2 separate regions of the Mus musculus genome follow, and region 2 is linked to region 1. Evidence: chromatin loops called from intact Hi-C (ENCODE). Cell type or tissue: left cerebral cortex. All regions are shown on one strand.

The links. Peaks named below come from ENCODE experiments on the same cell type or tissue, not always from the same donor. Only the 100,000 strongest peaks of a DNase experiment are listed, where the experiment ranks them.
Region 2: it touches region 1 in a loop (6-fold over the local background); 4 of 42 quality-filtered maps call a loop at or near these places.

The regions. Positions count from the first base shown.
Region 1 is chrX:18,156,730-18,164,729 of GRCm38, reverse strand. Kdm6a (lysine (K)-specific demethylase 6A) reads right to left here and starts at 2,155. Exons shown (of 29, transcript NM_001310444.1): 1 at 1,558-2,155; 2 at 1,283-1,346. The coding sequence starts at 1,724. In left cerebral cortex, no CTCF peak of the experiment used is centred here; DNase peaks (open chromatin) are centred at 1,699, 2,244, 2,934, 3,093 and 4 more places; H3K4me3 peaks cover 3,310 bases; H3K27ac peaks cover 2,742 bases.
Region 2 is chrX:16,891,399-16,899,398 of GRCm38, reverse strand. It overlaps Ndp (Norrie disease (pseudoglioma) (human)), which reads left to right. Exons shown (of 3, transcript NM_010883.3): 2 at 4,618-4,991. The coding sequence starts at 4,824. Among named protein-coding and RNA genes, the nearest start is that of Ndp, 16 kb to the left of the region's middle. In left cerebral cortex, a CTCF peak has its summit at 4,823 (motif pointing left); DNase peaks (open chromatin) are centred at 1,034, 4,021 and 4,785.

The sequences.
Region 1 (8,000 bases):
CAAAAAGTAAGGAGCAAAATAATCAACTTTTTTTAAAGCCGTTAAGCTTTAGTCGCCTTTCTTAAACTTCCCAATTGCAACAATAGAGCTAACAAAGTATCAAATCAAACCTAAAGATTTCCGGCAAAGAAGAAAAGGTCTAATGAATGCAACATCTACCATAGACACTCCAAGTTTGAGAGTCCCAGCTAACAAAAAAACCTCCTCCTACCATTCCAATCACACTTTGGTCAGGAAATATAAACTGAAGTAGACAGACTGAGACTCCAGCCTTTGTTCAATAGCTTACCATGGGTAACTAAATGTGCTACAGGTTGATAAGCATTTACCAGGCGTATGCACGCTATTTCAAAGCTAGAGAAGGGGACAAAAATTCTACATGCAAATAATCTGTGATCATTTTTATTAACTACTGAGCTACATACTCCAAAGGAGAGGCCTATTCTTCTCTGATACTATTTATTTCCCTGTTTACCTCTCCTCCCTCCCCCAAACCTCCCCCGGCTCACTTTCTCCTCCCACCCTGTCCCGCCATCTTGGGCGGACAGAAGCAGCCATTACTTAACTAAATGACAGTACCAACAACTTTGCACACAAATAAACAAGAGACTACACCCAGAATCCTCCCCAACTGCTCCTGACAGACTCACAGGAAACCAAGCTCCAGAAAACGCACTCATACAACTGTGGTAGATCTTTGGCAGAAAGATCCAAAAAGTAAACAAATCACCTAACTTCAGGTAAAGCACACACCGATGATGATACAAGTCAATAACCCCATGCAAACTCTTTACGGACCTAAACTACGTGCAACTTCCCCCTTCAGGGAGCAGAGACAAGAAGCCATCCCGAAATGTTTGACTAAAGCAGGCATCAGGAACAGACTGCCTAAAGAGCCTTAATAACCAGGGAAGATAACGAGCGGGGGATTTAAGGAAATCTACAGCTGTTTACGAACTCATGACCCTCCCTAGGCACCTCAGAGATCATCCGCCTAGCCTCCAAGGGCGGTAAAATCGTAGTCAATTTGGAAGCCCCACATGAGCTTGGCCCCAAAAGCGCCACTGCCTCTGTCCTCTGGCTCCAAGAGAAGTGATCTCTCAAGAGAGCAAGCGAGGTATCAGGGGGTGGAGGGGAGCGCAGTAGCAGGAAATAGTTTTCCGGAAGCCCCTCGGCCGTCTTTCGAGGCCACAATGAGTGGTGACCCGGCCCCGGTGCCCCAGGCGAGCGCGCCTCTGGCTCGAGAGACCGCGTCCGCGCTCCGGCCCGCGGTTTGCCTTACCTTGCCCAGCAGGGCCTTCATCCTGGCGCCATCTTCATGAAACCTCACGAACCCGAAAAGGCGGCTGCGGAGAAAGACACACGCCGCTCGTTAGTGCCCCGGCATCGGCGCCGACCCGTCCGTGCCAAAGCCCGAGGCCCGGGCGTCAGCGGAGCCGAGAGCGCCAAGCCGAGGTGCCCGCCCCACGGCCGCCACAGGCTAGCCGCGCTCCGGCCTCCTCGGAGAGTGGCGCCAGCCTGTCCCGAGCCGCCCGGGCGAGTGCCCGCTCCCCGTACCTGTCCAGTCCGCCGAGCGCCTCCCTCTCCTCCGCTGTCAGGCTGGGGGACGCCTCCTCGCTCTCGCCGCTCGCTTTTCCCGCCGCCATTTTCTTTTCCTCATCACCGAAAGCGGCGGCGGCGGCGGCGGCGGCGGCGGTAGCGAGCGACACTCCGCAGGATTTCATGGAAACGCAGCGAATTCACAACTCCAACGCCGACACCCCCCCTCTCCGGGCCGGAGCCCGCAAGGACGCCTCCAATCTCCGCACAAGACCGGCACACCAACTTTATTTCTGCCTCCTCCTCTGCCGCGAGAGGCGGCAGCGAAAAATCCTAACGCGGTAGAGGTGAAGGCAGAGGCAGCAGAGGCTGTGGAACCACTGGGTCCGGAGCGGCGACGGCTCGGCTGTAGGGTCACATCGCGGGGATGGGAAGGGGGCAGCCACAGGCAGGGTCGGCGGGAATGGCCGGAGCGCGCGAGGAGCGGGAGCTCTGGGGGGGATTCGTAGGAGACACAAACTTCCCCGGCACCAGCACAAAGTTGTTGTAATTGTGTCACACAGCGAACCCCACGCCGCTGCCGTGACCCCCCCCTCACAGCCCGCTCGGCGCAGCCAACCAGAGCAGCCCCTCGCCTCACGTGACCTTTGTTGACTCGCGTCAGTCGTGGCTCCACTTAACTTGCTAGCTGCTTTAGCCCCGCCCACCGAGGCCGCCACAGATCCGAGAGCGGGATGCTCGCCAGTTCTGGTCGGTGGTTGGCTGATAGGCACGTCTGTCCGGAGTAGGGTTGTCACCCAGTGGGAGCAGCCGGTTAGGTTGTGCTACTTAAATACACAGGCAGAGAATGGAGGGGTCCAGGCTGTGTCCCTTCGGGAGCCGTGGTGGGATCGGGGGGGGGAGGGGAGTGCTCAGTCTGGGCGAGGTCCGGCACCGCCTGTAGCGAGCGCCAACGAGAAAGCCTAGGACAGCCTCTGGCTGCCCGGAAGCCCTAGGGTGGGCCAAGACTGTGATTTCGGTGGTCCTGCTAGCGCTCGCGCACTCCGGGAATATCGATCCCGACAGGGCTGGACACCAGCTGAGTCGCGGGGAGGGAACACTCGGCCCCAGACCTCTGCCCTCGGAAGAAGGCGCACTGCTAGAAATAATAGCCTCCACGAGGAGTGCGCCAGAGGAGCAGCAGCCGGCTTCATACCCTGCAGCCTGGGCGCCGCCCTAGACAAGGCCACGCGAAGCCCCATACCCTTTCAAAAGGGGAAGGGGAAAACGTCTCCCGACCCCCGCCCACTCACCCCAGGCAGGGAGGAATGAAGAGTCAGTCGCCTGCAGGGGGTCTGGCGCGCTGGCTCCCGCACCCCACCGCCAAAGGTCTGTCTGTTGGCAGCACTTTCGGGCCAGATATTCCTGCTGCTTGCATATACCCTACGCCCTAGCAGTAATTCGTTATACTATAAAGAAAAAAACAGAAACAGTGAAATTTGTCGAGGGGGATTTCAGAATGTTGGGTTCTGTTGCTGTCATCTCAGTGGGTACTCCATGGAAGAGTAGGAGCTGTATGTGAACTGGCCTTAGAGAAATAGAATCCTCAACACAGCTTCCTGCCAGCCTTTTTCTGCTTCCACTACATAGGAAACCCTTAGCAGTAACATTTGCTTGTTCTGTCCCTCAGGTACAAATAAGTCTGGTGTTTGACCCATAGTATAATCAGGAGATAGACCAAACTTTCCATCGACTATTTTGAAAAGGCAGATATAATGTGATGTATCTCATCACACCTCCAGTCTTTGGGATAGAAAATATTAGTAAATGGACTATATGAAGAAAAGATCCGTTTATAAACCAAGCTTTATATGTTTTATATAAGTTTACACCTGTAATCAATAGGGTATATTTAAATTTAGATTTCAGAATATATAAGTGCTGAGTCAGTAAATCCTAGCTGTGTTCTTCAATGAGAGACTATAAAAGTCCCAACTAATTTTGCAGACAGACAGAGCTTTAAATTGTTGCCTGGAGACTAGTAACTAGATGAATAAACTAGTTTTGTATGGATTATATTTCGTGTTTAATTACACTTTTACAAAACATGTTCTATGGTGTTCTATTTTACTTGACTGAGTGAGTACCAGAGACTGAATATTTTCTATAGCTAAATTAACATACGAATTGTTAAATGTCACAAATGGTGACCTTCAAAACCTGGGAGATTTTTGGCCCCACTACCACATGGACACTTGCACAAACAGAAATCAAACCTGTCAGTATTTGGCCACGTCCCCAAAGTTACTGGTTCCTGATTTAGTCCCTTTCCAAGAATGATATAAGCAACCCATGTCTGAGTGCCTTCCTGCCCTTTAATAATAAGGTTAGAGTTTTAGAAATAAAGTGATAGGGAGGGGTTGGAGTCTAGCTAGCACAGCTGGGTTCTGATCCTTGTGCAAGCTCTGTGACCTCTAAACCAAAGCTGTTGTTTTTGATGTGGAGTAATTCTAGTTTATTGGGGCACAGGTTTTATGAAACAGGGTATTGCTCTGTAGCCCAGGCTGGCCTCTGTGTTCTCCTGCCTCAGACTCCTCAGTTCTGGGATAATAGACACGTACAATCATGCCTGGCCAAACCAGGCCAACTACAAGGATTTATCCTCCATCAAACATGCAGTGTCCATATAAAATAAGTCTTACATGTCTATGTAATTTTTTTGGCATTTACATAGTTTAGCTGTCAAATGTATGTGAAATAAGCATGGAGCCTTTCTCAGTCACTGTCAAAATTAATGCAATTTTAAATTTATGACATACAAAAATGGAAAAATTTTGTTTTATAATAATTATTACTATGGCAGGGCAGTGGTGGCACATGCCTTTAATGCCAGCACTTGGGAGGCAGAGGCAGGTGGATCTATGAGTTCAAGGCCAGCTTGGACTACAGAGTGAGTTCTAGGACAGCCAGGGCTACACAGGGAAACCGTATGTCAATAATAATAATAATAATAATAATAATAATAACTATGAAAAAAAACCTGGGCTGATTTAGCTCAGTTGGTAGAGTGCTAGGTTGAAGGTCATGCTAGGCTACAAAGAAGGGCATTAAAATGTAGAAGGCAAAGTGATATAAAAATAGGAGCCTGGTTTGTGTTACATCATACAAATCTAATCTCTACCACTTTATGGTGGGGCAACCAACCTTAGTCCCTCAAAATATTTGCCAGATTCCAAAACTGATTCCTGCAAGTTGTCTTCTGACCTTCACAGGCTTACCATGACACAAACACAAGCGCATGTGCACACACACACACACACAAAGTATAAAAGAAACCACTTAATGACATTTTATAGATTAGATGCTATGGTCAGCATGGGTGCTCACACCTTTAATCCCAGCAATCAAGAGGCAGAGGCAGATGGATCTCTGAGTCTGAAGCCAGCTTAGGCTACACAAAGAAACCCTGTCTTGAAAACAAACACAGAGAGATTAGATATTATAAGATAAACAAAGTACTAAATGTGTAATACAGAATTCAAAGTCTTATTAAGACTCAGGGTGTGTTTAGCATACTCAGGGCCTTTCAATCTCCAGCATCAAACAAAAAAATAAATTTTATAATTTTGATATTTGAGATCTTTTCTTGCTTTCACCTATGTGGTCTAAATTGTTTGTTACTACATTACACTAAGAATCACTTCCTCCTAGTTTTCACCCTCCCCATAAGCCCAACCACAAGCAATCCTAATTCATTTTATGTTTAGGTATATATCTACAGCATTGGTATACCTCTCATTTATTCGAAAATGAAAAAAATTACACCAAATCTAGATTTTTTTTTTATGGTTATAACAACACAATAGAAACTGGAGAGCCACCGGGTGTGGTGGCACGTGCCTTTAATCCCAGCACTCCGGAGGCAGAGGCAGGCAGATTTCTGAGTTCGAGGCCAGCCTGGTCTACAAAGTGAGTTCCAGGACAGCCAGGGCTATACAGAGAAACCCAGTCTTGAAAAACCAAAAAAAAAAAAAAAAAAAAAAAAAACCTGGAGAAAATTTAATCTGAATTTGCCAACCTATAAAACTTGCATGGGTAAATCAATATTTTAAAACGATATAAAAGTTTATGGACTACTTCATGTATATTTGAAGCAGTATTACACATGGTGTAAGTTCCATCAATATAAAACCAGTTACAAGAGAATAAATTTAACCTATTTTAAACAACCAAATACTTAACCTAAAGCATTTAAGCATTTAGAAAAATATAGTCCCTGTCTCAAGAAAAAAAGAAAGAAAGAAAGAAAGAAAGAAAGAAAGAAAGAAAGGAAGAAAAATATAGTTAATTTTTAATGTTAGTACTATAGAACCTATACAAATAATAGAAACTCACATTAACAGGCATGTTTCATCTAGTCTAAATAAGGCTATCTTTGCTTATCATCCCAGCATTTGGGAGCCAGAAATGGTGGTATGGTCAGTAGTTAAAGATCAGCCTGGGGTACATAAGATCCTATCCCCCAAAAAACTACAACAAAAAAATAGTCATTTAAGTCAAGATCAAAAGTAAGTTCAAGAAATTTCACCAGTTATTCTCATAATAATCCTAAAGATTACCCAATGGTGACAACATTGCTCAGTGAGTAAAGGAGCTTGATATTACCTGAGTGATCTCTGAAACTCACAGGCAGAAGGAGAGAACCAACTCCTAGAAGTTGTCCTCTGAACTATACACACACACACATACACACAAACACACACACACAATAGGTGAATAAATATATACAAAACAGTATTTTCTAAAAATGATTAGCTGAATATATATATATGCATATATATATATATATATATATATATATATATAAAACAATATTTTCTAGAATAGATTATCCAACTGATGGCAGAATGAAAAATGGGCTAAGGTTATACTGACATAAGGAACCACTATAAATCTTCAGTTGTAAGAATGGATTGGTAACTTCTGCTTTACCTTATTAGGCTTAATATACACCCACCCAACTCAGCTTTTATGAAGGGTCATTTGCTTTCCCCTGAATTAATGTCAGAGAAGATCTAGTGGCAAGTCAGGATTTTCACTACTTCTACAACCCCCAGTTTGTCAGTGGAAGCAATATGGGCGACCAATAATTTCTTTCTTTTTTTTTTTAAGATTTATTTATTTCATTTATATGAGTGCACTGTAGCTGTCTTCAGACACACCAGAAGAGAGCATCAGATCCCATTACAGATGATTATGAGCCACCATGTGGTTGCTGGGAATTGAACACAGGACCTGTGGAAGAGCAAACAGCCAGTGTGCTCTTAACTGCTGAGCCATCTCTCCAGCCCCAATACCTATTCCCATCCTCATGAAGCAATGACCAGAAGACACTGCCTCTCCAATCATTGTCATTAAAAACTGGGGAACCAACTTCAACCAACATAGGGCATGAAGGAGACAGGGCCTCTACCCAACACTAGTGCAAGCAGAGGTTCACTATAAAAGGAAAGATTTATACAAGATCCTTAGTCACAAAAGGTTCAGGTTTCAATTTTTCAAACTCAGGTTAATCTTAAGTGAGAAAGTGAGAAAATGTGATCAATAAATGCAAACAGTAAGACAGTTTAGATATTTGAATTATCTGCCAAAGATTTTGAAGCAGTCGTCATAAGATGCTTTAAATAACCTATTATAAACCCACTTGAAATAATGAAAAACTAGGAAGTATCAGCAGAGAAAGAAGCTTCAGGGAAAGAAAAAGAATTGTTGTTCCCCCAGCTAAAGCAGGGAACATACTGAATTGGGGGGATAGGCTAGGTGTCCCATAATTTACATTTATACAAAATAAAGGAGCATACATTTGGCCTAAAACAGAAAAATAATCCCACACAAATTGACAATCCAACAAAGGCTAGTAAGGATTTTTTTTTTTTTTAGAAGAAACATCTTTGTTAACCTAGATAAAGGAAGTCACATAGTGAATGGAAATTAAAATGGTAGGAGCTGGGCTGTAAGGGAAAGAGTTTCATGCGGACCAGAAACAGTACGAACACCTAAAATTATGGAAATTATGATTACTTCAAAAAGTTGAGAATCAGGCCTGGGGCTCAGTAGTTAAGAGCATTTGCTGTTCTTCCGCAGGACCTGAGTTCAATTTCTGGCATCCATATTGTGGCTCACAACCATCTGTAACTTTAGTTCTGGAAAATTCAATGCATTTTTCTGGCCTCTGTGCCTGCACACATGTTATGCACAGGAAAAAAACCCATATATACTAAAATAGTAATAATTTTTAAAATGTTTTTAAAAAGAAGTTGAAAATAGCTATGGCCAAGACAAGGAAGAATATAAATGAAGTTGGAAGATGAAGCAATACTGTGACTCTACAGTGACAGGCTAAAGTATCACATGAAAAGTTATATGAAACTATTAAAATAACTTATGCTAAGAAATAATAACTATCACCATTGAGTTATTGG
Region 2 (8,000 bases), 1.3 Mb after region 1:
ATAATACAGGGGTCTTCATGTATTATTGAGTAGCGGTACACATCTTTAATTCAAGCACCCAGGAGGCAGAGGCAAATGAATCTCTGTGAGTTCAAGTCCAGCCTGGTGTATAAAGAGTTCCAGGACAGCCTGAAGCAGTTGGGTCTCTGTGAGCTCAAGGCCAGCCTAGTCTACAGAGTGAGTTCCAGGAGAGCCAGTGCTACATAGTCCCAGAGAACAAAACAAAGTTACAATAAATAATAAATATTTCTGTCTTATACACTGATTACATTCCAAAGTCATTATATTTTACCTCCTTCACTACATCGTCTCTGAGATGATGCTGTGCATACTGGGTATAATTTATTTGATAAATGAGGATTATCAATGGGCCAGAAAATTAAAATGAAAAACAACAGGCCCAGACTTGTTACTTATAACTGTGGTGACCAAAAGGAGCTATCTAAGATAGGACCTACTTTTTCCTCTGACCTTTAGCTTTTTAATTTGCTTTTGTTGCTGGGCATTTAACTCTGAGCCTTGGCATGCCAGCTACCAGCCCCTTGTTGCCCCAATCCTTATGTTTTAACTGAGTACATGGTAGATGCTCAATACATAAATATATGTGTTGAATAAATGTTTGCTGAAAGAAACAGGGAAAGAACACTTGCCTATTTCAGGACTGAAAACAGCTCAGGAGAGGATAGATATAGAAATACTGCCCTCCTTTGCCTCACAAGTAGGGCAAAATCAAGGTCGACCTTGGCACATGACACTTGTCTTAGCCTGTTGATGGAATCACTTGTGCAAAGCTAGAGCTTTTCTCTCTGCCAGGCAGAGGTCAGTCCTAGAGTGAGTTGATCCGTGGGCACAGCACCATCTCTCACCCAGGAGGCTTCATTATTATTTCAATGAGGATGACAGGTGGGGAAATCTGGGCACCAGTTGTTCTTTTCCACTGGTAGCGTTTGGAGGGTAACTCCAAACTGGGGCATGCTGGCCTACGTGCTTCTCCTGCAGCAAAGAGCTCTGCACTGGAGCCATGAGAACGTGGGCTCTGTCCTGTAGCCAAATTCAGGTCTCAGAGACCATACCAAAGCATAAAGCACAAAGGGTACACAGGACTACTGAGTTCTCTTGTTCAACTCATCATGGGCTGCCTGGCTGAGGACCTAAATCTTGATCATCAGCATTTGAGTTTGCTACACATGGCTTAAAAATAGAACAAATGAATTAATTTAGTTTTAAGAAAATGCTAGAAGCTCCCATAAATCTGATATATGCTAGCCTGGCAGAAAGCAAGGAATCCAGTGGTGATGTGAATTTTCTTAATTCCTTAATCCCCCCTTGTACATCCCTGCTCACAGTGCAGATACTGGTTTATATACACTACAGTTTGACTCAGTGGTCCTCCTTTCTTAATCTTTGTTTTTACAAACTCATCTTCAGCACAGCAGTGCTGGTTCATTCAATTTGTATAGTTAAAGCAAAACCAAAATGCAACACGAATCTCAGCTGTTGCTAACTGTTGTGGTGCAGGCCTGTAATTCCAGCATGCCTTGGGATTTCAAGTTGTCTACTTAGTGAGAGTCTGTCTCAAAAAAACAAACAAACAAATAAACAAACCATTGCTTGGCTGGAGAGATGTCTCAGTGATTGAGAACACTCATTGGCCTTGCAGAGGACCTAGATTCATTCCATTAGCAGAACCTACATTGTGCTTCATAATCATAAACAACTTCATTTCTAAGCCATTTGATGACTGATCTTCTCTAGCACCAAGCATACACTTTGCATAAAAATAAATAAATCTAAACAACAACTACTACTACTACTAAAACAAATCCTAGTGTTACATTGTAAAAAGCTCACCTTTGTGTTTTAAAGGTTTGATGAATTTTGAGTCTTATCATTGCTTGTATTGTTATTTCAGTGTTAATAGAAAAAAATGAAGAAAAATATCATGACTCATATGAGTGTAATGGAAGCAAACATCTTAATAGTAGTAATAAAGCAGTATGTTCTTTGTCATTTTTCTGTCACTAGAAATTTTTTCTATTTTTTTCTTTTATGTATATGGATATTTGGTCTACTTGTATGTCTGGGCACCACTGTGTGCTTGGTGCCCAGGGAGGTCAGAAGAGGGTATCAGATGTACTGAAACTGGAGTTACAGAAGGTAACTGAGCCTCCATGTGGGTGCTAGGAATGGAACCTGGGTCCTCTGGAAGGGCAGTGTTGGTAACCACTGAACCGCCTCTCCAGCCACCTTTTGTCTTTTATAACTAGTTGTGAGAACAATGTTTCATGTCAAAACTACAAAGCAGTTCACAGGACTCAGGATATAAGGTTCAGTCAGTAACATAGCTGCTGCTCAAACATGGGGACCCCTGTAAGTTTAGACCCCCAACACCTATATCAAAGCTCATGTCTATAACCCCAGCACAGAAGGTCTCCTGGTGTTCCATGGTAAGATGTGAAGTAAACAAAAGCTCACATCTTCAGCTCAGAAACTATTTCTAATTGATAACCTCTGTCAAATGAAAAATTAGTTTTCTCCAACAGTCTCACTAGGTATACACACCACACTTAACACAGGGCCCATTCCCAGCAATAGATGGCCAATTGAAAATGAATTGAACGGTATTTTTGGAGTTTGTTTTGTCTCACAAAGATTTATTTGAGCATGGTTTTTAGCCATTATGGCTTGTTTCCAAGTTTGTAGTTTTGCAAATGTGTATGTTTCTCCATCTATATGTGTTTCTTGTGCTTTTTCTGTGACTCTCCCCCCCCCATTTGTTTGTTTTATCTTATTCTGGTTTGTTTGTTTTTATTTTATCATTATTAGTTTTAAGATACTCGTTTGTTTTCTAATGAGAAAGAGCAAGAAAAGGTGTTTTGGGTGGGTGAGGAGGTGGGTAGGATCTTGGAGAAATTGGGGAAGGGAGACTGTATAATAATACATTTTATGAAAAAAAATCAACCTTCAGTAAGAAAAAAGGTTCTTCTGCAGCTTTTCCTCATTGGGATACTTGGGTACATGCTTGATCCATTTTAAGGAGAGGTCAATATGAGCATGTACATAAAGGAAAGTGGTGCAAGGCTACCTGTGAAAGGACTCTTCTAGTCTTATAAATTACCTGCTGGATATCGAGATGGAGATGGTAGTAGCCAAATCCATTGCTATTCAATGCTGCCATTTTGGAAGAGGGGGGACAGCAGATGCCATTGCTGTCAATTCTTTTATCCTATAGGTGAGGAAATGGACTGGAAGAATTTAAGTGATCCATGAAAGATGCCACAACTGATTAATGGTTGTGACTTAGTCCATGTGGGTCCTCTCACTATTGGTCCCTGCCCTTCCTGCAATTTATAGGACTTCCCAGAGACACAGACTCTCAGCCTTTGATATTGCCAGAGATGCTCCACTCTGAGCTGATTCTATTGCCACACCCTTTCCCACTCAGAATGGCCCACTCTACACGTGCAAGCTGGCTTATTGCAACTAAGTTAGTCTGAAGCCAGACACTATTACAGCAAAATGAATTGGCTTATACCACCTTGAACTTCTTATCTTGATCACAGCAATACTTTACCCTGTTTATTCAGACTGCTCATGATAGGAAGTTAAAGAAAAACTTGTACTATAAACAAAACAATCAAGCTTTGATCTGAATTTCTTTGAAATGTTTTCTTTAATTACTCTATTCTGTTGGTTTGGGATGTACCATTAGGTTCTCTCAATTTCCCCAAATGTTTGAAAATATTTTTTAATATTATGTGTTTTCTGGTATAATGAAAAGCATCAGTGAGGTAATTTTAGTAGATTCCTAAACTCAGGTCCTTTGACCAGGAGGTATGTTTAAAGGACAAAGCAAATTTTAGAAAAATGAGTCCAACACAATATCACTTTAACGATGTCTCTTCTCCAATGAACACATTTTCAAATTACAGTGTGGGCTTCAGCTACAAAGATTTTGTAGAAATGTGTGACTCTTGGGAAAAACTCATGCACTGCCTTAGCAACGCTGGAGGCCAGTGATCATAATTCGAGTTTAAGATGCAATTAGTCACTGATGTTGGGTGGCAAGGGCTTAAAACAAAAACAGGATGAGTCCTAGAGCACAGAAGTGGAAAATGAGGTGGGTGGGTATAGAATGGAAAATGTGCTCCCTCAGGCCATGGACTGTGTTCATTAGAACTGACCTGCCTTCTCTCTTGCTCTGGAAGCTGATGCTGATAGAAAAGCTTTGAGAGAATCTGAATAAACCCTCCTGCCCCACAAACCAAGGACAAAGATGAGACCACCCAATTTAGTTATCCTCTGGCCAGAACCACATATTTAATCTTGTCCATGGGCTCAAACTATTCTTGCTCCTAGGCACAGGGACTCAAGCAATTAAAGTGAACATATGTTTCCACTCAACCATCATGTCCATTTCTAAATGGTCATAAATATGTAGCATAAACACAAAGGTCAGGGGACATGAAATGGATGAAAGCATAAGCCAGTAAGGCTCCAGAAACCAATATTCGTCACCCCAAATGGCATGGAAATGTTTGACTTCATATCTCTTGTATTGCATCCATATTTCTTGGTATATATTTCTGGGTAAAATCATTTCTGATTTCATTCCAGCTGTGCAGCACATACTGCTGTGATCGGTTGCAAGTGAAAGAAGCAAGAGAAATTCCTGCATACAAAGGACAATGACAACCAGAAAGCGGCAGCCCTATCCTGCTCTGGCCTTGAAAGGGACTGGATCCTAGGAGGTGGCAGCATTTCCAATCTATTGTCCTCTGTCTCCCTCTGCTGTTTTTCTGGAGGAGTTTCCCTTTACAACAATGAGAAATCATGTACTAGCTGCATCCATTTCTATGCTCTCCCTGCTGGCCATAATGGGAGATACAGACAGCAAAACAGACAGTTCATTTCTGATGGACTCTCAACGCTGCATGAGACACCATTATGTCGATTCTATCAGTCACCCACTGTACAAATGTAGCTCAAAGGTAAGATCAAGGTCACTCCAAAGCCTTTGGAGGATACCCTTCTCCCTCATTAATACAAGAGCAGTCATAGTTCCTTGTCAGGGGATGGAGAGCTACGACCAGAGCCCAAACTGGAGCTCTATGACTGGCCTGCAGAACTTACAAGGGAATATTTCTTTAGAATTTTCTCACTATGCTTTCCACTTCTGTGTCTGTAATGGAACATGTGTGAGCTTATTCTGTTGTGGGTGTGTCTTACACCACTGGTTGGGAAATTCATGAGTGATAGTGTTCCTTTTTAATAAAGAAAAATAGGGGCTGGGAATAGGAAAAGTTGGGAAATTGAAAACCTCAGTTTAGATCCCTGGCATGGTGGTACACATCTCTAATCCCAAGACCAAGAAAGCAGAGACAAGAGAACCCATGGGAACATGCTCACTAGTCAGTCTAGCCCAAGTGACTCCAATAGTGAGCTCCAAGTTCAGTAAGAGACTGTCTTAAAAAGTAAGGGAGCAATAGAGAACCAAATCCTTAACCAACCTCTGACCTCCACAATCTGTGCACCATGTGCACATGTGCAGGAACATGCACACACCACATATGCAAAAAGAAGAAGACACAGAGCCTTTCAATTGTCATAATTCCCTTTACTTCCATCAACAACAAAAAGAATGGGGAATTTGTGGAGTATGATTGGACAATGGAGCATATTCTTGGAGGCTGTTCACACAGTTTTCTGAACTACCCCAGAACCATCTGGGTGGTCTAAACCTTCCTCCCTGTGTCACACTGATGTTAAAAATGACTTCACAACTAAAGATGGCAATTTGATCGCTTCTCATTTTATCTTGTTTAGCAGTTCCTACTTACTGGCAGTGGGTGGAGTGTTTCTTGCACAGGTCATCTGTGACTTGGTACTGTGAAGAGGTGTGCAAAGTAATAACATACTAACGGACCACCAAGGGTGGCTACCACATAGACCACCCAGAAGGGAGGCACAATGGAAGATGGAATGGGTCCTAAATGAGAGTTCTCATGACCATCATTGCCCCAGTCACATGTCTTAAATTTGTCCACACAGTAAATAAGACTTTGTTTAGTTCAACCTCAAACAATTTCCACTTTAGTCCTGAGACTAAAACAACAAAAACCATTTAAACATTCTCATATGTCAAACCTTTTTAAAATTAGCAATATAGTTAAGAATTTTACAAAATTCTATCAACCACTAGAATTAAGGTCATAGGAATCAATCTCTCCACTCTCCATTTCAAAGCATGCCTGCTTTTACATTTTCTATAATGTCTGTGGTTGTAGCCCAAGGAAGATCTTTAGTTTGAACGCTTCAAAAATTCAGTTAAATCAATTTCACCATTGTTCTAATAAGACCTAGGACTATGGGAAAAGAAATGGAGTTTTTTTTTTTTTCCTTCAAGAAAATGTCCTGGATCTTACTTATAGTTGAGGGACAAAACCAAAGAGAAATCATTAGACAAGGATAAATTCTGATGAAATTCCTTCTTGAAAATGGAGAAATTGAGCTGGAGTAGCCACCAAGGGGTAGGAGTGGGACAATCTTGCTTAGGTTTATTTTAGCACCACAGAAGCATAGAAAGCACTAATAACAACTGCAACAACAACAGCAACAAAGATAAGAGAAGCATCTTTATAACCACAATTGTTTAGATGTTGCTTCAGAAGCAGATGCCACAGCACTGATATCTAGTATTTAATTCATGTATGATTTCTTCCTTTGTTGAACTGTGCTTCATAATCATGTTTCTTTAGAGAAAGCGACAGACAGACAGACAGACACGGACACAGACACATACATGGACACGGAAACAGACACAGAAACAGACATAGACAGACAGACAGACAGACAGAGATGGGGGAATTCAAATTTAAAGAAAGCACCATTGTGATGAAAGGCAGGGTTATAGAAAATAGTAGAATAAATAAAAAATTGAAAGTGGAGAGCACTTGCCTAGTATGTGTGAGGTTCTAGGTTCCAAACCCAGAACCAAATAAATTAAAAAAAAATCTGGGAAGATAGGACAAAATGATGGAAGACCACCTTAGCATGTTAACCTCAGAGGGAAAGAGTCAAGGAAGAAATGTCCTTAACTAAATGTCATGAGGTTTGAGCATGACTTTTAGAAATGAATTTTAGTCAATTGTTATTCACCTTTGCTTCTTCCAGAGCACTACAGTAAATAACAGGGCAAAGATTGTGATGATAGAAGAAATGTTTCTAATTTCATGGGAACAATTTGTTTTCAGACATCCAAAATGACCCCAAATGTAGCAATGGTTTTATGTAAATGCTGCTTGTAATTATTAACCTTCCTTCCTTGGCCACAAAAAAAAAAAAGATGTGTCTGGCACAGCTTCAGCTACCAGACTCTTTCTGGATTAAATTTTCTGTATGTATTCAGGAAGAAAATTATTTCCATTTGGAAATATTCTATAGTTCTTAACTTTTCCAGACTCAGAATGGTAGTCTCTCTGATGATCCTGTTTTCCTTTAGAGATTGGGAGAGAAATGTTAGCCTATGTCCAGAAGGAAGAGGTCAGGGCAAATTTTATAGATTTACCAATATTTTTTCCTCAATATCATAAGCAAGAACATTATTTTCTGGACATATGACCATCCCTTCCCCTATCAGTTAATATTCTTGACATAGATTTGTCAAGTGGGTCTGGCCTCCTGACTACATGAAAGGCACACGTGGCCCAGGGAATGAAGCACACTGGCCCCAACACCTAATCAGTGTCAGTCACTTTACACCATATATTGTAATCATTACCGACACATTGGCCATGTAGGTGTTGTCATCCTCATGCTACAATGATGGAAACTCACAATCCACAAGAAAAGACAGATTAGGGTTCCTGATGCTCTGAGAAGGGCAATGTTATGCTTGGAGGCTTTGTTTTTCCACTGCCTGATTCCTCGTATTGAAAGAATGTATAAAGAACACAGAAACTATTGTATAGAATCCAGACGTAGCTATCTATAGTAGTCAT